2 separate regions of the Homo sapiens genome follow, and region 1 is linked to region 2. Evidence: read pairs that join two places in POLR2A ChIA-PET (ENCODE). Cell type or tissue: Caco-2. All regions are shown on one strand. Links, peaks and the distances in the headings refer to the core of each region. The heading gives the core; the rest is flanking DNA.

Region 1 (7,483 bases), core at 896-5,895, 370 kb before region 2:
GGAAACTAGAAGGAGGCCCGGCACAAAGTAGGTTCTCATGGGTTCAGGTTTGTTGAATGAATATGCGTGTCTGTTTGTCTCAAGCGGCAGGGAGTGCGCCGCACCGCCCCCTGGTGGAGAGTGGGAAACGTGTCCGCCGGCGTGATTATCAAATTTCCTGGGAGATCTTCAAGTCCGCCCTTAGCCACTGCGTACTAACGGTAGAATTTAACTCCATTCCACAAATAAACACAAAGTATTTTTTATGATTATTTTTGAACTTGTAAAATTTGTTTTTTGATTTCTTGAGACCATTGTTTAAGCTGTAGCATAAGTTACACACTTCTCTAAAGCCTCCCAATTCTTTTTTTTTTTAGGAACAAGGTCTCCCTCGCCGCTCAGGCTGGAATGCAGTGGCACGATCAGAGCTCATTGCAGCCTTGAAGTCCTGAAGCTCCAGACTCTTTTTTTTGTTTTTTGAAACGCAGTCTCGCTTTGTCGCCCAGGCTGGAGTACAGTGGTGTGATCTCGGCTCACTGCAACCTCTGCCTCCCAAGTTCAAGCAATTCTCTAATTCTCTGCCTCAGCCTCCTGAGTAGCTGGGATGACAGGCGCCCGCCACCATGCCCGGCTAATTTTTTTGTATTTTTACTACAGACGGGTTTCACCATCTTGGCCAGGGTGGTCTTGAAATCCTGACCTCGTGATCCACCTGCTTTGGCCTCTCAACGTGCTGCGATTACAGGCATAAGCCACCGCACCTGGCCCTCTTTTTTTTTTTTTTTGAGACAGAGTCTGGCTCTGTCCCCCAGGCTGGAGTGTGATCTCGGCTCCCTGCAACTCTGCCTCCCTGTTCCAGTGATTCTCTTGCCTCAGCCCCCGGAGTAGCTGGGATTACAGGCGCACGCCACCACGCCCGGCTAATTTTTGTATTTTTAGTAGAGACAGGGTTTCATCATGTTGGCCAGGCTGGTCTAGAACTCCTGACTTCAGGCGACCCACACCCGCCTCGGCCTCCCAAAGTGCTGGGATTACAGGTGTGAGCCACCACACCTGGCCTTTTTTTTTTTTTTAAAGAGTCTCGTTGTGTCGCCCAGTCTGGAGTGCAGTGGTGTGATCTCGGCTCACTGCAACCTCCAACTCCTGGGTTCAAGCGATTCTTCTGCCTCAGCCTCCCACATAGCTGGGACTACAGGCGTTCGCCACCACGCCCGGCTAATTTTTTTTTTTTTGTATTTTTACTAGAGATGGGGTTCCACTGTGTTAGCCAGGATGGTCTCGATCTCCTGACCTCATGATCCGCCCGCCTCAACCTCCCAAAGTTCTGGGATTACAGGCGTGAGCCACCGCGCCCAGCCTTTTTTTTTTTTTTTTTTTTAATGTATTTGCTTGTCGTTAATGGGATAGTAATAAGGTTGAGGTTTTTGTTAAGGGGAGTTTACTTATCATTAAACTCTGTAGTTACTACTACAAGGAAACTCTTCCCAAGTACATTAAACACTAGGTTTTATAATATTTGCCACACTGCCAATAAATTCTGTTCACATATTAAGTATGACAAGTCCACTATATGTAACATGTAAGAATGCTATACTAGGCCGGGCACAGTGGCTCACACCTGTAATCCCAGCACTTTGGGAGGCTGAGGCGGGCAGATCACGAGGTCAGGAGATCGAGACCATCCTGGCTAACACGTTGAAACCCCGTCTCTGCTAAAAATACAAAAAATTAGCCGGGTGTGGCGGCGTGCGCCTGTAGTCCCAGCTGCTGGGGAAGCTGAGGTAGGAGAACGGCGTGAACCCGGGAGGCAGAGCTTGCAGTGAGCCGAGATCGCGCCACTGCACTCCAGCCTGGGTGACAGAGCGAGACTCTGTCTCAAAAAAAAAAAAAAAAAAAAAAGAATGCTATACTGGCAGTAGACCTAGGGCCAGAATAAATTGGCAAGTTTTCATTCCATATAAATGTGGGAAAAAAGTGAGTACAACTTTTTTTTTTTTTTTTTTTTGAGACAGAGTTTCACTCTTGTTGCCCAGGCTGGAGTGCAATGGTACGATCTCGGCTCACCGCAACCTCTGCCTCCCGGGTTCAAGCAATTCTCCTGCCTCAGCCTCCCGAGTAGCTGGGATTACAGGCATGTGCCACCACACCCAGCTAATTTTTGTATTTTTAGTAGAGACAGCGTTTCACCATGTTGGTCAGGCTGGTCTCGAACTCCTGACCTCGTGATCTGCCCGCCTCGGCCTCCCAAAGTGCTGGGATTACAGGCATGAGCCACCATGCCCAGCCTTTTTTTTTTTTTTTTTTTTTTGTGAGAGGAAGTCTTGCTCTGTTGCCCAGGCTGGAGTGCAGTGGCACGATTTTGGCTCACTGCAACCTCTGCCTCCTGGGTTCAAGCAATTCTCCTGCCTCAGCCTCCTGGGTAGCTGGGACTACAGGTGTCCACCACTACACCCGGCTAATTTGTTTGTATTTGTAGTAGAGACGGGGTTTTACCATGTTGGCGAGGCTGGTCTTGAACTCCTGACCTCATGTGGTCTGCCCACCTTGGCCTCCCAAAGTGTTGGGATTACAGGCGTAAGCCACCGTGCCCGGCCACATGAAATGTTTAATGTGGTTGATCTCAGCTTCATTCACACTGACTTCAGGGAGTCTGGTTTTCTATGCTCAAGATTGTTCTATTGCTGATTTGCCGTTGTTTTGTTTTCTTTCAGGATCAAGGTGGGTACTTTTTTTTTTCTTTGAGATGGAGTCTCGCTTTGTCGCCCAGGCTGGAGTGCGGTGGCGCCATCTCGGCTCACTGCAAGCTCCACCTCCTGGGTTCACACCATTCTCCTGCCTCAGCCTCCCGAGTAGCTGGGACCACAGGCGCATGCCACCACGCCCGGCTAATTTTTTGTATTTTTTTTAGTAGAGATGGGGTTTCACCATGTTAACCAGGATGGTTTCGATCTCCTGACCTCGTGATCCATCCAGCTCCGCCTCCCAAAGTACTGGGATTACAGGCCTGAGCCACCGCGCCCAGCTTTTTTTTTTTTTTTTTTTTAATAGAGATGGGGATGGGAGGGGTCTCACTACTATGCCCAGGCTGGTGACAAACTTCTGGGCTCAAGTGATCTACCCTCCTTGGCCTCCCAAAGTGCTGGGATTACAGGAGTCAGCCACCGCACCTGGCCCCTCCCAAACTCTTAAGTGCAGAACTCCATGTAACCAGCACCTAGGTGGAGAAACAGAACGTTCTTAGCCCCATTTCCTGACCCTGATTACCCTAATTACCCTCAGGGTAATCATTATCGTGAATTCTAACACCAGAGATTAGTTTTGCTTGTTTTAGAATTTCATATAAATGGACCATGAAATATGTTCTCTTTGGTGTCTGTATGCCTTTGTTATGCAGCCTAATGTTTGCAAGATTCATGCATGTTCTTGTTTACTTTTCCTTTTTTTTCCTTTCTTTCTTTCTTCCCCCGCCTCCCCCGCCTCCCCACAGAGCCTGGCTCTGTTGCCCAGGCTTGAGACTCAGCCTCCCAAGTAGCTGGGATTACAGGCCCAGTGCCACCACGCCCGGCTAATTTTTGTATTTTTAGTAGAGACGGGGTTTCACCATGTTGGCCAGGCTGGTCTCGATCTCCCTATCTCAGGTGATCCACCTGCCTCGGCCGCCCAAAGTGCTGGGATTACAGGTGCGAGCCACTGTGCCCAGCCTTGACTTCCTTCCTTCCTTCCTTTCGAGACAGGGGTCTCACTTTGTTGTCGCTCAGTCTGGCGTTGAACTCCTGGCCTCTAGTGATCCTCCCACCTTGGCCTCCCCAGTGCTGGTGCACCACTGCACCCTGCTGATTGATCACTTTCAGTGTTGCAGAGTCTTTCACTGTGTAAAGACAGGATCATAACTCACTGCAATCTCGACCTCCTGGGCTCAAGCAATCCTTCTGCCTCAGCCTCCTGAGTAGCTAGGACCATGTGCCACCATGCCTGGCTAATTTTATTTTATTTTATTATTATTACTTTTTAAAATATGCTGACTTTAGTTATTTACTTTTTTTTTTTTTTAAGATGGAGTCTCACTCTGCCGCCAGGCTGGAGTGCAGTGGTGTGATCTCGGCTCACTGCAACCTCTGCCTCCCAGGTTCAAGCGATTCTCCTGCCTCAGCCTCCTGAGTAAGCTGGGATCACAGGCGTGCACCACCACGCCCGGCTAATTTTTTTTTGTTTTTTGTTTTTTGTTTTTGAGACAGTCTCACTCTGTCGTCGAGGCTGGAGTGCAGTAGCACTGTGTTGGCTCACTGCAACCTCCGTCTCCTGGGTTCAAGCAATTCTCCTGCCTCAGCCTCCCAAGCAGCTGGGACTACAGGCGTCCACCATGACGCCCGGATAGATTTTTCTTTTTTTTTTTTTTCTTGAGACGGAGTCTGGCTCTGTTGCCCAGGCTGGAGTGCAGTGGCGTGATTTCAGCTCACTGCAAGCTCCACCTCCTGGGTTCACGCCATTTTCCTGCCTCAGCCTCCCTGGTAGCTGGGACTACAGGTGCCCGCCACCATGCCCGGCTAATTTTTTTTACATTTTTAGCAGAGATGGGGTTTCACCATGTTGGCCAGGCTGGTCATGAACTCCTGACCTCAGGTGATCCACCCACCTCAGCCTCCCAAAGTGCCGTGATTACAGGTGTGAGCCACCGTGCCTGGCCACGCCTGGCTAATTTTGTGTGTGTGTGTGTGTACTTATTTTTTTGAGACAGTGTGTCGCTCTGTCACCCAGGCTAAAGTGCAGTGGCGGGATCTCAGCTCACTGCAACCTCTGCCTCCCAAATTCAAGCAATTCTTCTGCCTCAGCCTCCTGAGTAGCTGGGACTACAGGCGTGCACTGACACTCTTGGATAATTTTTTTTTTTTTGAGGTGGAGTCTTGCTCTGTCCCTCAGGCTGGATTGCAATGACGCGATCTCGGCTCACTGAAGCCTCCGCCTCCCGGGTTTAAACGACTCTCCTGCTTCAGCCTCCCAAGTAGCTGGGATTACAGGTGCACACCACCACACCTGGCTAATTTCTTTTTGCATGTGTGTAGTTTTAGTAGAGACGGGATTTCACCATGTTGGCCAGGCTGGTCTCGAACTCCTGACCTCAGATGATCCTCCTGCCTTGGCCTCCCAAAGTCCTGGGATTACAGACATGAGCCACCACGCCCAGCCGAGGCTGAGTCTTTATCTTGGGGACTGGCCTGGGCATTGGAAGGTGTTCAGGAGCAGCCCTGGCCTCTGTCCACTAGATGTCAAGAGGACCCTCTCTTGTGACAACCAGAAATGTCCCTAGTCATTGAGAAATGTCCTTTAGGGGGCAAAATTACCTCCATTGAGAACCACTGGATAAGAACACGGAGTTTGAGGATGCACAAAAGGGAGTGATGTGGCTGGAGAGGGCAGCAGCGGTGACACACACACCACTCAGGCTCCATCAAGTCAGCTCTCCCCAGGGTGCTCTGGGCAGCCTCTTTCTGTCAGAACAGTTGCCATAGTTTGAATGTGTCCGTCGAAGTTCATGTGTTGAAAACAGTCGGCAGGGCGCGGTAGCTCACGCCTGTAATCCCAGCACTTTGGAAGGCCGAGGCAGGTGGATCACGAGGTCAGGAGTTCAAGACCAGCCTGGTCAAAACGGTGAAACCCTGTCTCTACTAAAAATACAAAAAAAAGTAGCCAGACATGGTGGCAGATGCCTGTAATCCCAGCTACTCAGGAGGCTGAGGCAGCGAATTGCTTCAACCTGGGAGGCGGAGGTTGCAGTGAGGCGAGATTGCGCCATCGCACTCCAGCCTGGGCAAAAAGAGCAAAACCTGTCTTAGAAAAACAAACAAACAAACAAAATATATATATATATTTATACAAACACATACACACACATATATGGAGAGAGAGAGAGGTGGGGGTCCCACTATGTTGGCCAGGCTGACCTTGAGTGAGCTCCTGGCCTTAAATGATCCTCCCACCTCTGCCTCCCAAAGTGTTGGAATTACAGGCATGAGCCACTGTATTTGGCCTAATTTTTAATTTTTTTTGTGGAGACTAGGTCTCACTCTATTGCCCAGACTGGTTTCAAATTCCCGAGCTGAAGTGATCTGCCCACCTTGGCCTCCCAAAGTTCTGGGATTACAGGCATGAGTCACCGCACTGGCCTCAAGTGAATTTCGTTACATGCATAGATTGCTATTTGGACAATTATAAGAGGATTAAGTTTCATTGGTATCTCTGAAAGGCTGTGAACAGTAGCCTTAGAAATGGTAAGGAATTACCAGGTACTTCCACTTTCTATGTCTTAAATCACAAAATAAAATGACTGGCACTACAGGCAATCTGGTCTGTCCACTTATAACTGTCATTCACCTTAACTGAGGGTATTCTGTAGCATTCATCATCATTTGTCACAATACCTTTATTATTTATTTATTTATTCTGAGACAGAGTTTCACTCTTGTTGCCCAGGCTGGAGTGCAGTGGCTCAATCTTGGCTCACTGCAACCTCCATTTCCCAGGTTCAAGTGATTCTCCTGCCTCAGCCTCCCCAGTAGCAGGGGTTACAGGCGTGAGCCACAGCGCCTGGTCGGCTTGTCACACTAGCTTTATTATGTCTAAGTTTTGGTTAATGCTGTAACCTCCTGGACTCTGCAGCTATTCAGCTGCTGTTGCTTTGAGTATCTTCTAGTTTTGGGAATGCACCAAGCTCATTCACCACAGGGCCTTTGCATAGGTTGTGTCCTTGGCCTGCACAGGCAGCCTCTCACCCTCCGGCCTCTCCTGCCCCTCTTGCCAGGCATCTCCCACAGGTGCTGCTATTTCCCATTTACTTGTGTCTTCCCTTAGGAGGACAAGGATGGGGTCAGCTTTGTTCATCATCTCAGTTCCCCCACCAACTTTTCCTCCCAGCACGCAGCCTGGCAGTCAATGCTGATTTGGGAGAATGAACGACTGATTCTATCGGTTGAACGTTTATTTTATATATATATATATATATATATATATATATATATATATATATATATACTTTTTTTTTTTTTTTTTTTTTGAGACGGAGTCTCGCTCTGTCGCCCAGGCTGGAGTGCAGTGGCGTGATCTCGGCTCACTGCAAGCTCCGCCTCCCGGGTTCACGCCATTCTCCTGCCTCAGCCTCCCAAGTAGCTGGGACTACAGGCGCCCGCCACTACGCCCGGCTAATTTTTTGTATTTTTAGTAGAGACGGGGTTTCACCGTTTTAGCCGGGATGGTCTCGATCTCCTGACCTCGTGATCCGCCCGCCTCGGCCTCCCAAAGTGCTGGGATTACAGGCGTGAGCCACCGCGCCCGGCCTTATTTTATATTTTATGATTTCATTTACTTATTTATTTTCGATACGGAGTCTCACTTTGTCGCCCAGGCTGGAGTGCAGTGGCACGATCTTGCCTCACTGCAACCTCTGCCTCCCGGGTTCAAGCAATTCTCTATCTCAGCCTCCCAAGTAGCTGGGATTACAGGCATCTGCCAC
Region 2 (7,483 bases), core at 1,686-6,685:
CATGCCTTTCCATGAGTCCTAACCCCTATCAAGATACAGCACATTCTCGTCACTGCCAGAAAGTTGCCCTTTGCCCCTTCCTGGTCAGTACCTGCTCCCAGAAGCAGTCACTGGCTTGCCTTGTCATTGTGGGTCAGCCTTGCCTCTTCTAGAATTTCACAGAGGGGGAGTCCTGCCCCGTGGAGTCCGTTGGGTTGAGCATCTTCGGCTCAGCATGATCCTTTTGAGATGCAGGGATGTTGGTGTGTGTGTATCGGGAGTGTCTTCCTTTAAGAAATTCTTTCCCGTGAGTATTTCTTCAAGCCTGGCTTTCTCATGAGGCTCCAAACTGCAGAAGATGAGAAGGGAGGGCTGTGTTTCCTGTGTTCTCAGCTCCTGGTGTGCAGTAGGTGCTCTGTAGATGCTTGTTGAATGAATGGATGGGTGGATGACAGGCATGTCCCAGGGATGGAGAAAGGGGAGCAGAGACCCTGTCTTTGGAGTTCCTGTGTGTTTCTCAAAAAGTGTCCCACTGGCCAGGGCGCAGTGGCTCACACCTCTAATCCCAGCACTTTGGGAGGTCAGGGCAGGTGGATCACCTGAGGTCGGGAGTTTGAGACCAGCTTGGGCAACATGGTGAAACCCCGTCTCTACAAAAAAATACAAAAAGTAGCCGAGCATGGTGGTGCATGCTTGTAGTCCCAGCAACTTGGGAAGCTGAGAGGTGGGAGGATCACTTGAGCCCAGAAGGTCGAGGCTCCAGTTAGCTGTGATCATACCACTGCACTTTAGCTTGGGCGACAGAGTGAGACTGTCTCAAAAAAAAAAAAAAAAAAAAAACAAGAACAAAACCCACATGCTTCCAAATGACCAGGGATGCTTGTGAAAAATGACCATCCCTGGGCTCCACACAGACCAAACTCCTGGGAATCCCGATGAGTGGCGTCCAGGAAACAGCATTTTCATCAAGCGCTGTCTCTGAGTAGTTCTTTTGCACAGGTAGCCCAGCCCTAAATCCTAGGCCTCTTCCGGCAGCAGCAGAGCTCCCCAGCAGGCCTGTCATCCAGTCAAGGCGGCCATGGGTCTTGGAGCCCCACTCGATCTCTGTCTACGGCCATTGCTTGTCCTGACCCTGGCTGCCTCCCTGGTGCCTCTGTGTGAGCCTGGAGTCCTGTACTCACTCCCTAAGTGCTGTTCAAAGAGGGAATGAATGGGAACCTGGGAGGTAGGTCAGGATTGTTGACCTCCCCACTGCTCAGCGGGGAAACCGAGGCTCCATGAGTTCTGGTGTTTCTCCTGCAGTTCACCTGGGAGTGGAAGCCAGACAGGGTATTTCCTGGGCTAAGCAGCCATCAGTTGTAAGATGCAGCTTCCTTTTCAGAGACAAAAGTGTGAAAAATGCGCATCTTGGAGTTGATAAAACTCAGGAAAAGTCCTGTCCCACCCTGCAGTTTGCCCGCTGTCTCAAGGCTGTTTTGTGCAGGGTTGTCTTTTTCTGTTAAATTTCTGTCTCGTTAGCCAAAGGAACAAAATCCCCTGATGTCTTCCCAGTGCTTTGTACCTTCTCAAGCATGTCCCCTTCCATGGTCCTGCTTTTGTATTTAAAATTTTTTAGTCTTTTTTTTTTTTTTTTTTAAATGCGAGATGGAATTTTGCTCTTGTTGCCCAGGCTGGAGTGCAATGGTGCTATCTTGGCTCACTGCAACCTCCGCCTCCCAGGTTCAAGCAATTCTCCTGCCTCAGCCTCCTGAGTAGCTGGGATTACGGGCACATGCCACCACACCCGGCTGATTTTTGTATTTTTAGTAGAGAGGGGGTTTCACCATGTCAGGCTGGTTTTGAACTCCTGACCTCAGTTGATCACTGGCGTCCGCCTCCCAAAGTGCTGGGATTACAGGCGTGAGCCACTGCACCCGGCCTGAATTGAGAGACTTCTTTAACTCAGTTTCTTTTTATTTTCAAGATGGAGCCTTGCTCTGTCGCCCAGGCTGGAGTGCAATAGTGCGATCTTGGCTCACTGCAACCTCCACCTCCCAGGTTCAAGCAATTCTCCTGCCTTGGCTTCTCAAGTAGCTGGTGTTACAGGCGTGCACCACCACCCCCAGCTAATTTTTGTACTTTATTTTTTTTTTTTTGAGATGAAGTCTCACTCTGTTGCCTAAGCTGGAGTGCAGTGGTGCGATTTTGGCCCACTGCAACCTCTACCTCCCGGGTTCAAGCAGTTCTCCTGCCTCAGCCTCCCGAGTAGCTGGGACTACAGGCCTGCACCACCATGCCCAGCTAATTTTTGTATTTTTAGTAGAGACAGGTTTCACTATGTTGGCCAGGCTGGTCTCGAACTCCTCACCTTGTGATCTGCCCGCCATGGCCTCCCAAAGTGCTGGAATTACAGGTGTGAGCCACCACTCCCGGCCATACTTTTTTAGTAGAGATGGGGTTTCGCCGCCATGTTGGCCAGGCTAGTCTCGAACTCCTGACCTCAGGTGATCCTCTCGCCTTGGCCTCCCAGAGTGCTGGGATTACAGGCATGAGCCACCACGCCTGAGTGTAACTTGGTTTCTAACAAAAGTCTGCTTAAAAATATGTAGGAGTGGGCCGGGCGTGGTGGCTCACGCCTGTAATCCCAGCACTTTGGGAGGCTGAGGCGGGCAGATCACGAGGTCAGGAGATCGAGACCATCCTGGCTAATGCGGTGAAACCCTGTCTCTACTAAAAATACAAAAAATTAGCTGGACGTAGTGGCTGGCGCCTGTAGTCCCAGCTACTCGGGAGACTGAGGCAGGAGAATGGTGTGAACCCGGGAGGCGGAGCTTGCAGTGAGCCGAGATTGTGCCACTGCACTCCAGCCTGGGTGACAGAGTGAGACTCTGTCTCAAAAAAAAAAAAAAAAAAAAAAAATTTAGGAGTGGGCCGGGTGCGGTGGCTCATGCCTGTAATCCTAGCACTTTGGGAGCCCAAGGTGGGTGGATCACGAGGTCAGGAGTTCAAGACCAGCCTGGGCAACATGGTGAAGCCCCATCTCTACTAAAAATACAAAAATTAGCTGGGCATGGTGGCAGGCACCTGTAATCCTAGCTACTCAGGAGGCTGAGGCAGAGAATTGTTTGAGCCCAGGAGGCGGAGGTTGCAATGAGCCGAGATAGTGCCACTGCACTCCAGCCTGGGTGACAGAACGAGAGGCCATCTCAAAAAAAAAAAAGTGTGTGTGTGTGTACTCTCATATATTAGACATTACATAATACATAATAGAAATATAAAACTATACATTATTATATATAAAAATATATACTCCTATTTATAAAATTCCCTTTTATTTTCATTCCCCTCCCCGTCAGCGACCTCCTGTGCTGGAGTGAATTGCTTGCTTTGTGCGATGGATTTTTGCTTTACAGAAAGGATACTGCTTCTGTTTCTCCTCCTGCTGCTTTTCCTCCCAGTGCTGTGTTTAGAGGGTCGCCTTGTTGGTTACCTGTCCCTCCCTGCTGCTCCTCCCTGCTGTGCGCTCCATGGGCTGCAGGTAGTACAGTTCACTTCAAATCCTCATGAGGGTCAGACCCCCAGGTGTTCACCATCTCCCTGTCACAGAGGCACAGAGGTAAAATGACTTCCCAAGGTCACACAGGGAGCTGCTGCCTGAGCTGGGATTTTCGTCCTCCTGGTTAATTCAGACTCACACTCAGGCTTCCTACTGCTTGGACTGTGGCCCATGTTCTCACCTCCAGCACAAATAGCCGGTGCTGTGCCTTCAGGGACTGGGGAGAGCGATGAGGCAGGAACACACCCATTCCCCTGCAAAGCCAGATCAGTGTCTGAGGATTGCCAGCTGAGCCTGGGGAGGTCAGGCGGGGAGGCATCAGGGTAGGCTTCCTGGAGGAGGGAGCTTCTAGGGCAGGCTTTGGGGCTTGGGGGTAGGGTAAGAAAAACAGGGAATCTAGCATGATCCAAGGTCATTGCCCTGAGCAGCTGGGTGGAAGGAAGTGTTCTTTCTCTCTCTCTCTTTTTTTTTTTTTTTTGAGACTGAGACCGAGTTTAGTTCTTGTTGCCCAGGCTGGAGTGCAGTGGCGCGATCTTGGCTCACCGCAACCTCTGCCTTCGGCGTTCAAGAGATTCTCGTGCCTCAGCTCCCCGAGTAGCTGGGATTACAGGCACGCACCACCGCGCCCGGCTAATTTTGTGTTTTTAGTAGCGTCGGGGTTTCTCCATGTTGGCCAGGCTGGTCTTGAACTCCCGACCTCAGATGATCCGCCCACCTCTGCCTCCCAAAGTGCTGGGATTACAGGCGTGAGCCAACATGCCCGGCAGATTGTGACTCCCTAGTGCCCTCAGGTAAAACCTCTTCAGCTCCGTACAAAGTCTTTCTGATCTGGCCTGGCTTATCTCCTACCCTTTTCATCTTGCCTTTCACTCACCAAGCTGGTTCCCGCCTCCCCACCTCGGCCTGCACTGTACTCTGCCCAGAGTCATCTTCCCCTGCTACAAGCATACCCCAGAGAGCAGGCAGGTTAGGTTCTAGACAGTGCAGTAAAGTGAGTATCACAATAGAGCGAGCCACACACGTTTTTTGATTCTCCAGTGGATACAAAAGTTACGTTTATACGATACTGCAATCTGTTAAGTGTGCAATAACATCATGTCTAAAAAAACCAGTGTACATACCTTAATTAAAAATTGCTTTATTGCTAAAATATGCTGATACTGACATGAAGTGAGCTTGTGACTGGGAAAATGATGCAGATAGACTCACTGGACAAAGGGTTGCCAGAAACCTTCAGTTCGTAAAAAAATGCTGTGTCTTTGAAGTGTAGTAACAAGTTATGCCTGTACCTCCCACTGCCACGCCCTGACTTTTTTTTTTTTCTTTGGAAGATAGGGTCTCATTCTGTCGCCCAGGCTGGAATGCAGTGGTGTGATCATACTCACTCCTGTCTTGACCTCCCAGGCTCAAGCGTTCCTCCAACCTCAGCTACCCGAGTAGTTGGGACCGCAGGCATGTGCCACCATACCTGGCTGATTTTTTAAGTTTTTGCAGAGATGAGGTTTCACTATGTTGCCCAGGCTGGCCTTGAACTCCCGGGCTCAAGTGATCCTCCTGACTCAGTCTCCCACAGTGCTGGGATTACAGACATGAGCCACTGCACCTGGCTTTTTTTTTTTTTTTTTTTTTTTTTGAGACAGAGTCTCACTCTGTTGCCCAGGGTGAAGTGCAGTGACGTGATCTCAGCTCACTGCAACCTCCACCTCCTGGGTTCAAGTAGTTCTCCTGCCTCAGCCTCCTGAGTAGCTGGGATTACAGGCGTGAGCCACCACGCCCAGCTAATTTTTGTATTTTTAGTAGAGATAGGGTTTCACCATGTTGGCCAGGCTGGTCTCGAACTCCTGACCTCCAGTGATTTGCCCTCCTCAGCCTCCCAAAGTGTTGAGATTACAGGTGTGAGCCACCAACCTGGCCTTTTTTTTTTTTTTTTAAGAGACAGGGTCTCACTGGTGCCCAGGCTGGATTGCGGTGGCGTGATTGTGGTTCACTGTGGCCTCCAACTCTTTTGGGGCCACATCTCGCAGGTCTCTGCTTAAATGCTCCCTCCTCGGGGAAGCCCTCTTTGACTTTCTCGTCCAATTTCCTTCACTTCACTGAGCTTATTTCCATGTTAGGTGACATCCTCAGGGTCTGACAAGGACTGAATAAACCCCTAACTGATACTGAATGATTGAGGGGCCAGGTGACCTTTATACAGATCGTGAGGAGATTGGGTTGGGTTTGGATTGGGTTTTTGAGTTTCTGAGCTGAGTTGGAGGCTTAGGAGAGAAAAGGAAAGAAGGTGAGGGAAGGTTCTGGAAGAGCCTGGAGGAGGTGGTACTGGGTTGGGCTCAGAAGTGAAGTTTGCTCACAGTTTGCGAAGTGGAGAGGGTGTGAAGGCAGAGGTTGTGTGTACAATTGGGAAAGCGTTCAGGAGGCCAGCATGGATGGGCTGAGAGACACAGGAGGAGAGGGAGGCCGTGGGGCTGTGTGGGGGCCGGGGGCACGGGGAGCTGGTAGTTAGGGAGAGCTCTGGCAGCTGCCTTGCTCGACATGGAGAGGCGCCTTTTGTTTCTTGGCCCCTGGGTCTTATGAGCAAATGGTGGTTCTTAATTTGGGGTAAGAGGGAGCTCCAGTCCTTTTAGGAATCTGCTTAGAGGCCACAGACTTTTCCCCAGAGAAACACACACTTGACTCTGTATCCCAAAGTTTGGCAAAGGGGTTCAGGAGGGGTGGGGAGCCAGTTAAGAGCTGTTCACGGATCGTGATGGCAATAACCATGATAATCACAGCCAGCACTTACCTTGGCTCGCCCCAGCTTGGTTCTGGTCTAGGCCACTTACAAGCATCAGCTCCTTCACTCACAGAAGGACTGGAGGAGGTAGGTGCAGGGAGCACCCCGATTTTACACGAGTAAACTGAGGCACAGAGCGATTAAGTGACTTGCCCAGAGCCCGACAGCTGCTAAGTGGCAGAGCCCCCACTCTCTTCCCTGGATGGTCTGCTTCCTGGATGGAGCCTGTTTCTGTTTTGTTTTGTTTTGGAGACAGAGTGAGACTCTGTCTCCCAGGCTGGAGTGCAGTAGTGTGATCTTGGCTTGCTGCAGCCCCGACCTCTCGATCTCCCAGGCTCAAGCAATCTTCCTTCCTCAGCCGCCCAAGTAGCTGGGACTACAGTCATGTGCCACCATGGCCCGCTAATTTTTTGGTTTTTTTTTTTTTTTTTTTAGAGACAGGGTCTTGCCATGTTGCCCAGGGTGGTCTTGAACTCCTGGGCTCAGGTGATCTGCCTGCCTTGGCCTCCCAAAGCAGTGAGATTACAGGCATGAGCTACCACGTCCAGCTGCATCCTGGGTTTTTTTTTTTTTTTTTTTTCTGAGACAGAGTCTCGCTCGGTCACCTAGGCTGGAGTGCAATGGCGTGATCTCAGCTCACTGCAACCTCCACCTCCCGGGTTCAAGCAACTCTCCTGCCTCAGCCTCTGGAGCAGCTGGGATTACAGGCGCCCACCACCACACCCAGCTAATTTTTGTATTTTTAGTAGAGATGGGGTTTCACCATGTCAGTCAGGCTCGTCTTGAACTCCTGTCCTCAAGTGATCCGCCCGTCTTGGCCTCCCAGAGTGCTGGGATTACAGGCGTGAGCCACCGCGCTTGGTCCACCCTGGGTTTTTATTCATCAAGCCTCGCTGCCCCCTTGGTACAGGGGCCAAGACCACAGCTGGGAAGCTCCTTTCCTCTTGCCCCAAGAGCCAGCCTGGGTTGCTGCTGAGCCATTGCAGGCTGAGGCACAGCCTCTCTTTCTCCTTTTACGCTTCCTGATGTCTTCTTTAACATAATCATGGCCACCTCAGCTTCTTTCAGAGAGCAATATGTTCCTGAGCTAGAGACATGGGTGACCAGCTGGAGTCAGGATTTGGGGGGTGTGGTGTAGGTCTAGAGCCAACTGTGGCACTGGAACAAGGCCCCTACCTTGTTCAGCCTCAGTTTCC

What was found. Peaks named below come from ENCODE experiments on the same cell type or tissue, not always from the same donor. Only the 100,000 strongest peaks of a DNase experiment are listed, where the experiment ranks them.
Region 1: POLR2A ChIA-PET joins it to region 2 with 5 read pairs; 3 of 35 experiments call an interaction of 5 or more read pairs at or near these places.

The regions. Positions count from the first base shown.
Region 1 is chr19:47,247,465-47,254,947 of GRCh38, forward strand. No RefSeq gene overlaps it. Among named protein-coding and RNA genes, the nearest start is that of CCDC9, 5.3 kb to the right of the region's middle. In Caco-2, for the core only: no CTCF peak of the experiment used is centred there; no DNase peak of the experiment used is centred there.
Region 2 is chr19:47,619,871-47,627,353 of GRCh38, forward strand. The region is part of intron 1 of BICRA (BRD4 interacting chromatin remodeling complex associated protein); the gene reads left to right. Among named protein-coding and RNA genes, the nearest start is that of BICRA, 14 kb to the left of the region's middle. RefSeq lists enhancers at 702-1,262, 7,022-7,483. In Caco-2, for the core only: no CTCF peak of the experiment used is centred there; DNase peaks (open chromatin) are centred at 3,747, 4,351 and 4,901.